Linked DNA regions of Homo sapiens: region 1 is linked to region 2. Evidence: chromatin contacts called from ENCODE Hi-C or POLR2A ChIA-PET data. All regions are on one chromosome and are shown on one strand. Each heading gives the region's core, a stretch centred on a gene start or an enhancer-like site at or near the end of the contact. The rest is flanking DNA. Distances are from core to core; before and after follow the strand shown. Region 1 overlaps AKAP6 (A-kinase anchoring protein 6). Region 2 overlaps AKAP6 (A-kinase anchoring protein 6).

What was found. Hi-C counts contacts between places; a loop is a spot of excess contacts on that map. ChIA-PET counts read pairs that join two places held with the same protein, here RNA polymerase II (POLR2A). Pooled maps may share reads with other maps.
Region 1: a loop to region 2 is called in a map of ascending aorta, with 2.4 times the contacts of the local background. The contact joins two enhancer-like sites. A Hi-C loop is called at or near these places in 5 of 168 maps with a recorded cell type or tissue (aorta, ascending aorta, cardiac septum and 2 more) and 5 of 50 pooled maps. POLR2A ChIA-PET finds 5 or more read pairs at or near these places in 5 of 52 experiments (A549, AG04450, Panc1 and 2 more).

The regions. Positions count from the first base shown.
Region 1 is chr14:32,466,838-32,471,035 of GRCh38, forward strand. The region is part of intron 2 of AKAP6 (A-kinase anchoring protein 6); the gene reads left to right. Among named protein-coding and RNA genes, the nearest start is that of AKAP6, 140 kb to the left of the region's middle. Within about 2 kb of position 2,239, at least 5 of the 41 ENCODE cell types and tissues checked have a DNase peak (open chromatin) inside an H3K27ac peak, as active enhancers do; they include ascending aorta, where a contact is called at or near this core.
Region 2 is chr14:32,431,877-32,436,369 of GRCh38, forward strand. AKAP6 (A-kinase anchoring protein 6) reads left to right here. Exons shown (of 14, transcript NM_004274.5): 2 at 1,584-1,941. The coding sequence starts at 1,618. Among named protein-coding and RNA genes, the nearest start is that of AKAP6, 100 kb to the left of the region's middle. Within about 2 kb of position 1,680, at least 5 of the 41 ENCODE cell types and tissues checked have a DNase peak (open chromatin) inside an H3K27ac peak, as active enhancers do; they include ascending aorta, where a contact is called at or near this core.

The DNA.
Region 1 (4,198 bases), core at 989-3,488, 36 kb after region 2:
TATATATATTTTCTTTCTTAGCAAGACTAATTCATTAATATATATGTATATATATAAAAACAAAACAATTGAGGAAATATATACATATATTGGACATTTGATAATATAAAGGTATTAATTTTTATGGAAGTATAATAATGGTATTGTGGTTGTATTTGAAAAGAGTATACATGGACACAGATGAAAACAATAGACACCAGAGCCTACTTGAGGTGAAGAGTGGGAGGAGGGTACGGATGGAAAAACTACCTGTTGGTTACTCTGATCATTACCTCGGTGACGAGACAATTTTTTCACCAAACTCCTGTGACACACAATTTACCCATGTAACAAAACTGCACATGAACCCCCGAACCTAAAATAAAAGTTGGAAGGAAAAAAAAACAAAAACAAAAAGAAGAGTTCTTATCTTTTAGCAATATGTACTGAAATATTATTTAAACAGAATGTTAGGATGCTTAGGATTTGCTTCAAATTAATTTGAGGTTGGGGGAGTGGGTAGGAACAAACAAGATTGGACAACAGTTAATACCTGTTATTGCTGGGTGTTGGGTACATGGGAGTTCATTATCCTCTTCTTTCTGTTTTTGTATGTTTTAAAATTTCCATAATAAAAAGTTTTAAAAATGGAATGACTACCATTTATATAAAGATTTTCACAAACCTGTAGTGAAGCATTATTACTCTCTTGGACAAGAAACAGAATCTTAGAGAGGTGATGATTTGCCCCAGGACATGGAACTAAATTGTCAGAATCAGGAATCCAGTCTGGATCCTCGGACACTATCTTGTCTCTGCTTGTCTATAAACCATGCTGTCTTAAAAAGCAGGATGGTTCTTTTCTTTGGTTGTTTGGATAACTCTTCCCTGTCCTCTGATCTTCAGTGTGGAAGAGGTCAGAATCCCAAGAAGTTGGTCTGTAATTCCTGCAATATCACACATTTTACTTTTCAATGAGACCCCCAATATTTCCCTCAGCTTCCATTCAGGATGCACCTCTCTGTTTCTTTTCTTTTGCCATTACATGTTAAATTTTCTTGGTTTTATTTGCTTTTAGTTTCTATTTTCTTCTTTTTTCACCTTTCATCCCCTTCTTCTATATTCCCTTTTCTCCCTAGTCTTTGTCATCAAGGGACTTTTCAATTGCTGGTTACAGCCCTTCTGTTCTTGTATGTGTTATAGATATTGTTGCTTCTCTCTCATTTTCACCCTAATTGTCATCTCCCTTTCAAAGAGTCTGATAAACTAAACCAGCAAAGGGAGCTGTCACAAGGCAGCCCTAGGATAGGAGCCCAGACAGCAGCATTCAGAATCTAGAAAAACTTGTGATTTTTCTACTGAAAATGATTAAGAGAAACACTGGCACCTTGAACACAGTAGGTACTCTGTTAATATTTACTGATGACATTAATGAAGAGAAAATTAAATGACATATTCAGAAGAGCTAGTTCTTGCCAAAAATATTTCCTACTCTGTGCCTTTTGAGTTGTGGGACTTAGTTTTCATCCCTGGATGACTTGCTTTCTATATCTGTGAAGTGAATAGACCAAAGTCCTGTGAGACAATGCCTTGCTCTTTCATGTAGTAAAGGTTAGCCCACCTCTGTAAGTATAGCAGAGAAACACTAGATTGGGAGCTTCTTGAGGGCAGGGACTTTGTTGATTCAAGTTTAGATCTCTGTCTTTAGACATCCTGTAATCACAGGATGTTGCAGGATGTTACCTTTCTTGCATAGATCAAGTGTTACAAAGAGCCTGGCAATTTACACATCTGTGCTACCATGACTTAAGACAAAAGCGCAAATCAGGATTTTTGTTTTTGTTATGTTTTATTGTCCTCCCTCCTCCCATCTTTGTCCCTCCATTCTTTCTCCCAGGTACTCCATATCCTTATGTTGTTTTCGTCTCATCAAAGCCCTGACAGAAACACAACCACTTCCAAAGACTTGCCATTCCTCAAATGTCCTGCGTTCTAATTGGACTTGCCCCCCTTTGCTCTAACAATCTTATTCCACCTTCATCAAAATTATTATTTCTAGGATACTGATTTTAGAGCATCTGTTTTAAGTGATTATTAATAATATATGAATAATAGGTAGGTTTAGTCCAAATTAATCTCTGCCTAGTGGAATGTGTGAAAAACTGTCCTAAACTCTACAGTAATGAATGCTATTGGAAGAGGTATTAACTAGGCATTCCACTAGAAAATTTGCTGATCCCTCGTCTGTTTTGTCATACCTCCCTGACTCATGGGGTGTACTGTGAGAACTGTTGCAACTCTGGGGAAGTGTTTTCCTGTCCTGCCACTAGACTTTGTGCCAGGAAATAATTTCTAGGCATTGCCTGGTAAAGTTCATCAACTTGCTTTGAAGAAGTCCTGTGAAAGCAATAGAGGGTTTTGTGTTGCTTTTCAACAGTCTCCAACGGAGGAGATTTTCACAACCTCCTTGGTATGCCAGTGTATAACAAACTATGATCACTAGCATTCCCCCAAGTAATTTAAGAAGAATTAAAAACAAGATAGGCACACAAAAGTTTATACATTTAAAAAAAGTTAGATTATTTGACATATTAAACTACCAGTAGATTCCTAGCGTTTCTTGGTAGTAGAAAACTTTTGAAAACATGTCCAATAATCTGTATAATAAAGTCAAGACAGTTTTGATCTTGATCTGTAAGAAAGTGTAATAATAACTAAATCATTATTTGAATGCTGACAAGAAAAGTACTTGCTGTACATTTACTGTTTACTTGTATTGTAGCACCACCTACTGTTGATAAAGAAACAAGCTTTTATAGCTTTCCCATTTTTCTTTGCCTCGCTAGTTAAAAGAATGTCTTTTTTTTTTTGAGATCTGATATTTTTAATGTCACAAATTTTTTTTTTTTATTATTATACTTGTCTTGGCTCGTCAGCCAGACATGCTGCTCGGAGATGTTTCTAAAGTTATGATACAGAGATTGCATTATGTCTGTTTCCAAAATGAAAGATTATGCCTTCAGTTACCTAAAGATCAGAACTGATGCTTGACATGCATATATGACATATTTTATCGCTTTTCAAATCAGATGTTTATCTTTTTATTTTCTAATAAAATAGGCTGTAGATGTTGGGAAATTACTGATTTGCTTTAAGTTCAGTTGCTCTTCCAATGAACAAATATTAAGTGGTAAAACATCAAGTCTTCTGAATATAATTACTAATATAAAATGATGTCATATTAGATCCAGGGTTAGCACTTACATACCATCACTCCCTTTCCTCCACCCTCAACAGAATCTTCATCACTAAAAAACCCACAAAACATCAACTAGGCTATTTGATATTTAGAGCTTTACTACTCAAAGTGTGGTCTGTGGACTGGACGCTTGGGCCACACCTGGGAACTGTTAGAAATGCAGGATTCTTGTCTCCCTGCATTTTAACAAGATCCCCAGGTGATTCAGATGCACATTAAGATTTGAGAAGCAATGTTTCAGGCATTTCTTGTATCCCACCCTACCCATCCCTGCCAGAAGACTGAACAGCAGTCAAACCAAGAGTAAGGTCTTTCATTACAAGTTTGAATTTACAGTATCTTATTCTCATAAAAAGTTAGATGATATTCTCTGACTCATGGCTTATTGAATGTAAATTGTATCACTGCTGTCGTTAGGGCTCACATCAGCAACTGAACAAAGAAGGCACAGTCCTTTCCCACTGGATCTGTCAGCTTCATCTCTGGGGAAAGTAATCAGGGAGCCATTTAAAGCAGCTGAGAGGAAAACTGCCAGCTCTGAAATTTTAGGGCATGCAAATGCCAACAAAATATTTAAGTTCGGTATGATAGAATCGTAGTTTGAACAGACAATAGAGGTAGGCTTAAATAATTCCTGACAATTGAAGTAGAAAGCAATACTTAGAGCTAGAATTATGAATAAATTGGAAAATTTAAAGCTTGATTTTTCTTAAGTCTAAATTTTCTTTTACCCATCTCTTTCTTCTATTTAAAAATCTAGTTAGTTTACTACAAGAGCAGTAACAGCCATTTGATTTTTGGTTAATGTTGAATTAGTTCATAAGTTTAACAAATGAATGTCATTCACAAATTTAGTTAATTTTCCTAAGACCTTTAATCCATCTAATAATCTCAAATACTTTAGATACATGAGGATAGACTTAGAAACCTAACTAGGCCAAATCTTTCAGTGAACTTAGG
Region 2 (4,493 bases), core at 430-2,929:
AGTATTGGAAAGATTCTGAAAAAATATGTCATAGGAGTAACTTAGTCTTAAGGCTTTTGTCAACTCAACAAGTCTTTTTTATTTCCACTCCTCATTCCTGTATGGAAAGATACATGTTTCTAGTCAAATTGGAAGCATTTTAAAAAGTTTCCCCTCTATTTTGGTATGTAAAAATAATTTTGCTTTTCTTTTTTTTTGCTGAATATTTGTTACTGTACAAATATGAACCACTTTTTGACAATCACATTTAATTTCTGATCTTTAGGTCAGTCACCTTTCATCTTTGGGGAAATAACAATATAAACTAACTTGAATTTGTAGAACCCGAAAAAAAAGTATAAAAGAAAAATAAATTCATTGCCTTGAGTAGAAGAAGCTGCTCTTGAGACTAAAAATAGTGCTTATTTATTTTAAAGTATAAGAGCCTAAAAGTTGATATTTTATACTAGACTCGTTCCAGAAGAAAGATAAATTTAATAGCTGGATAATTAAACTAATTAAATTCATCTTAAAATGCCACCTTACTTTTTGATGAATTACACTTATGTTATTTTAACTTATTTGGTTAATATTTTACTGTTTATGTATTTCAGACCAATTTATTACCCCTAAAATTCCAGAAGCCTCTAAAAATTCCATATAACCAAATATTAATGTAATTTAGATTGAGAGTTAATTAGATCTATTCAGTACAATCCATGATTTATACTTTCTAGGAAAGTAAAGATTTGGGATTGTCACAGGTTATTATTTAACTAACAAATCATAGAAAGGAGCAACATCTCCTGAATTCAGCTCAGTGTTTTTTGTGATTAGAACATCTTCCCACGTAGCTGTCCCACGTATTGAATATGTTGATTTTATAGTCAAAATGATGTTTGAATATTTCTAGTAGAAAAGCCCAAAATAATCCTGGCTTGAACAAGATAGAAGTTTGGTTTTTTCTCACATAAAAGAAGTACAGAGCAGCAATCAGACCTGGTACGGTAGCTCCTCCGGTATCAAGTGGAACCCGTGTTTCTACCCTCATGCTCCACCGTCCTCTACCCGTCATACGCAAAGGCCTCTCTGGGTCTGAGTTGCCAGCTGCTCTAGCCATCAAGTCCACATTACAGCCTGGAAGAAGGGGAGGAAAGTAGAAGGGCATAAAGGGAGCCCCTCCTAATTGAGTCAGCTCCCTGTAAGCAGCTCTCCCAGAATTTCAACACAACAATTCCACTCATTGGCCAGAACATGGCCACACCTAGCTGCAAGGGAGATAGGGAATGTAGTTTTAAATTCTGTGCAGGAATATGAACAGCTAAAAACCAGGATTTTGTTACTAAGAAATAAGGGAAGAATAGATGGGGGCGGTGGGGGGAGAGTAGTCAATATCACAGTGGTTTTATGTTCATATTATTTCCTGGCTCTTGGGGCTACCATGTAGAAAATCAAAACACCTCTTTCTGTTTTTGTTATGAGCTATGGTTTCTTAATTTAGAAATCTGGCTTAATTTAGAAATCCTGTTTCTTCTGTGAAGTATCATTTCTTTATTTGGCAATCTTGACTGACTCTTGCTTTCTTCTTTCCTCTTGCCTTTCAGCTGTTTTGGAAAGAAGTGAGGTTTAGACTTCTCCATGTTAACCATGAGCGTGACACTTTCCCCCCTGAGGTCACAGGACCTGGATCCCATGGCTACTGATGCTTCACCCATGGCCATCAACATGACACCCACTGTGGAGCAGGGTGAGGGAGAAGAGGCAATGAAGGACATGGACTCTGACCAGCAGTATGAAAAGCCACCCCCACTACACACAGGGGCTGACTGGAAGATTGTCCTCCACTTACCTGAAATTGAGACCTGGCTCCGGATGACCTCAGAGAGGGTCCGAGACCTAACCTATTCAGTCCAGCAGGATTCGGACAGCAAGCATGTGGATGTACATCTAGTTCAACTAAAGGTAAGGCAAGGTCTGTGATCCTCTCAGGATAGAAGTTTTCAAAAGGCTGTGGCACCTAGAGACTGTGTTCTGTAATTTCCAGTGAGGAATTGTCCAGGAAGAAAAGCACAGTACCAGGTTTCAAACCATTATCTTTAGAGATAAACATGGAAATAATTAATTCTTCTCTGATTTTACTACATGTGCTGATTATCTAGAATACAACTGGCCTTTGGTGATAGTGCAGAGAAATGGGGAAAGGGAGGGGTATTTTTGTGCAGTGTTATCAAAATAAGTTACACAGAATAAAAGTATTTAAAAACTCTTACAAAGGGTTTAATAAAAGACTCTTATAGGTAAAATATCAAATGCAGCTGTGATTGTGAGTATTTGTATGTGACTGTTATCTTCAGTTGAAGCTGATGCTGCCTTTGTGGCAAACAATGAATTCTGACATAGTAGGGAAGGGCAATGTTCTTTTACAATGAGTTGTTTCATCCAGGCACAATGCTTCATGTAGAACAAAGGTGATTTTATGACAACTCATCTAAAGTTCAGACATTTAAAAAAAAAGTCTGTGGACTCAGAAGCCCTTTAAAAGCCTGACTGTTGGTGATAATGAAATGGAGTTGCTAGTAAAGAGTACTACTAATAGCGTTTTTGGCCTAGGGACTTCAAGATAAGGTGAACCTCGCCCTGCCATAGTCACTCCTCTCTCCCAGGTCCTTGAGGGAAATACACACTCAGGTCAGTGACCTGCAGAGCAAGACAGGTTTATAACCAATCAGGGCACTGGCCACAAACCCCATGGTAAATTTCTAGTCAATTAGAAGTAACACTAAGGAAACTTCCTTTACCTAAACTGGTTCATCCTAAATAATCTGAAATGAAAGGTCAAACATTCTTGGATCTTAACACTTAAATGGTTTACAGGATGCAGCCATCAGCCTGAGTGGGAAAGATGAGCACTTAAAATGAAGCATAGAGCCTAGAGCAGAGCAGGCTCAGCCTTCTCAGGCTGGTTCAGCAGATCCAGAGCCCAGCTGCCCCATTACAGAAAGTGTTCAAATGAGTGTGGTCGGGGGAGAGAACAAAAGAGCCAGAATCTTAAAGGTGACTGGGCTTCTCCCAGGTTGAGCAGGTCTAGTGTCTGATTTCTACAGGTTATTAGGGAAAAAAGTACAAAAAGGCAACAGAGAGATGGCTAGGAATTAGCTTCAACAGAATGCAAACCCCAGCCATCTTTCTGCTGTTGCAGCAGGGAGTGATTTGACTCAGTCTGTGAAACATGGTTTGTATAATCAGAATAGCAGGTCTCCAACTCCTTGAGGTTAAAGTGAAATAGAAATTTGGAGGCTCTGCTTTGCCCCCTTCCCTTCTCTGTCCCCTCCAAGGCTACCCTTACATGTAGCTCCCATAAGTAGATAGGGGGTTAGGTTTATAAGGAAAGTCAACTACTGCTTTCTGGAATCTTTCAGACTTACATAGAAAAGGTGGGGACAATAAAGGGAAATATCTTTAGAAGTCTCAGTAAAAAAAATGTGTTGTTAAGGGCTATTAAAAACATTAATGAGTCAATTAACTTTATTGAATTACATTAACAACTTGGAAGTGAAAATTTAAATTTTAGTTCCAAATAAGAATGTAAAGTTTTTGTACAATTAACATAGGGTTATATTTAGTGTTTGAGAAACCAACTCTAGGGTTGTATGTATTTTTCTCATTGGAACTGCCTATCACGTTCTTACCTTGGTCAAAAGGTATTTCACACCCACCTCCATCAGCTCCATCCCTTAGTGTGGTCTGTCTCCCCTGCTGAGAAAGGAGCCCCAGGAGGGCATGAAGTCAACACAGTAATTACATAGTAGTTACTCAGTCAATAACTATTAAGGGGATAAATATAAATTGTCCTATGTTCATTTTATCCTAGGATGTCTATCATGACTTTTCGGGGTACTAGTTTCATTAGGTTACTTAACCAATAGAGCCTTTCCACATTGAGTTCAAAGTCAAGGAGCTCTGGTTACTGCATGTGGCCTCAAAAAAGGTCTACACAAGTGTTTGGTTATATCGCTTAATCTACTTAGTTAAGTTTCTCTTTTATTCGTATAATATTTCTTTATTCCACCAAATAAGCACTGTCATGCATTTTTTCAAAAATATTTTAAATAAATATCACTTTTTCTGATTTCCACGTTGATCATAAGAATAAACGGGAACTTGGGCACAGAGTTTTATATGTGGAAACACAACAAAACAACCTTGTAGAAGCAGCTCTCAACTGAGGCCTTTGGCAAAGCAGATGGGCAGGCCCAGACTGGGGATGGCCAGCTGTGATGGGGCATCTTAACTTGGCTCCTACTACCTTGATAAGTTACCCAATTTATTAATTTACAGTGAAAAATAACCATCTCAAGGCTGGGAATGCCCATGGCTTTGAAGATCATCTAGGCACAGATAATTGCCTAATTTATATGTTCATCTCAGTGTTTTCCCAGGAGCCCCAGCTGCCTAACTTAATCTCCACTTGTGTCTCTAGTGGGCATCTCAAGCCCATCAAAGAGCTGTTAATC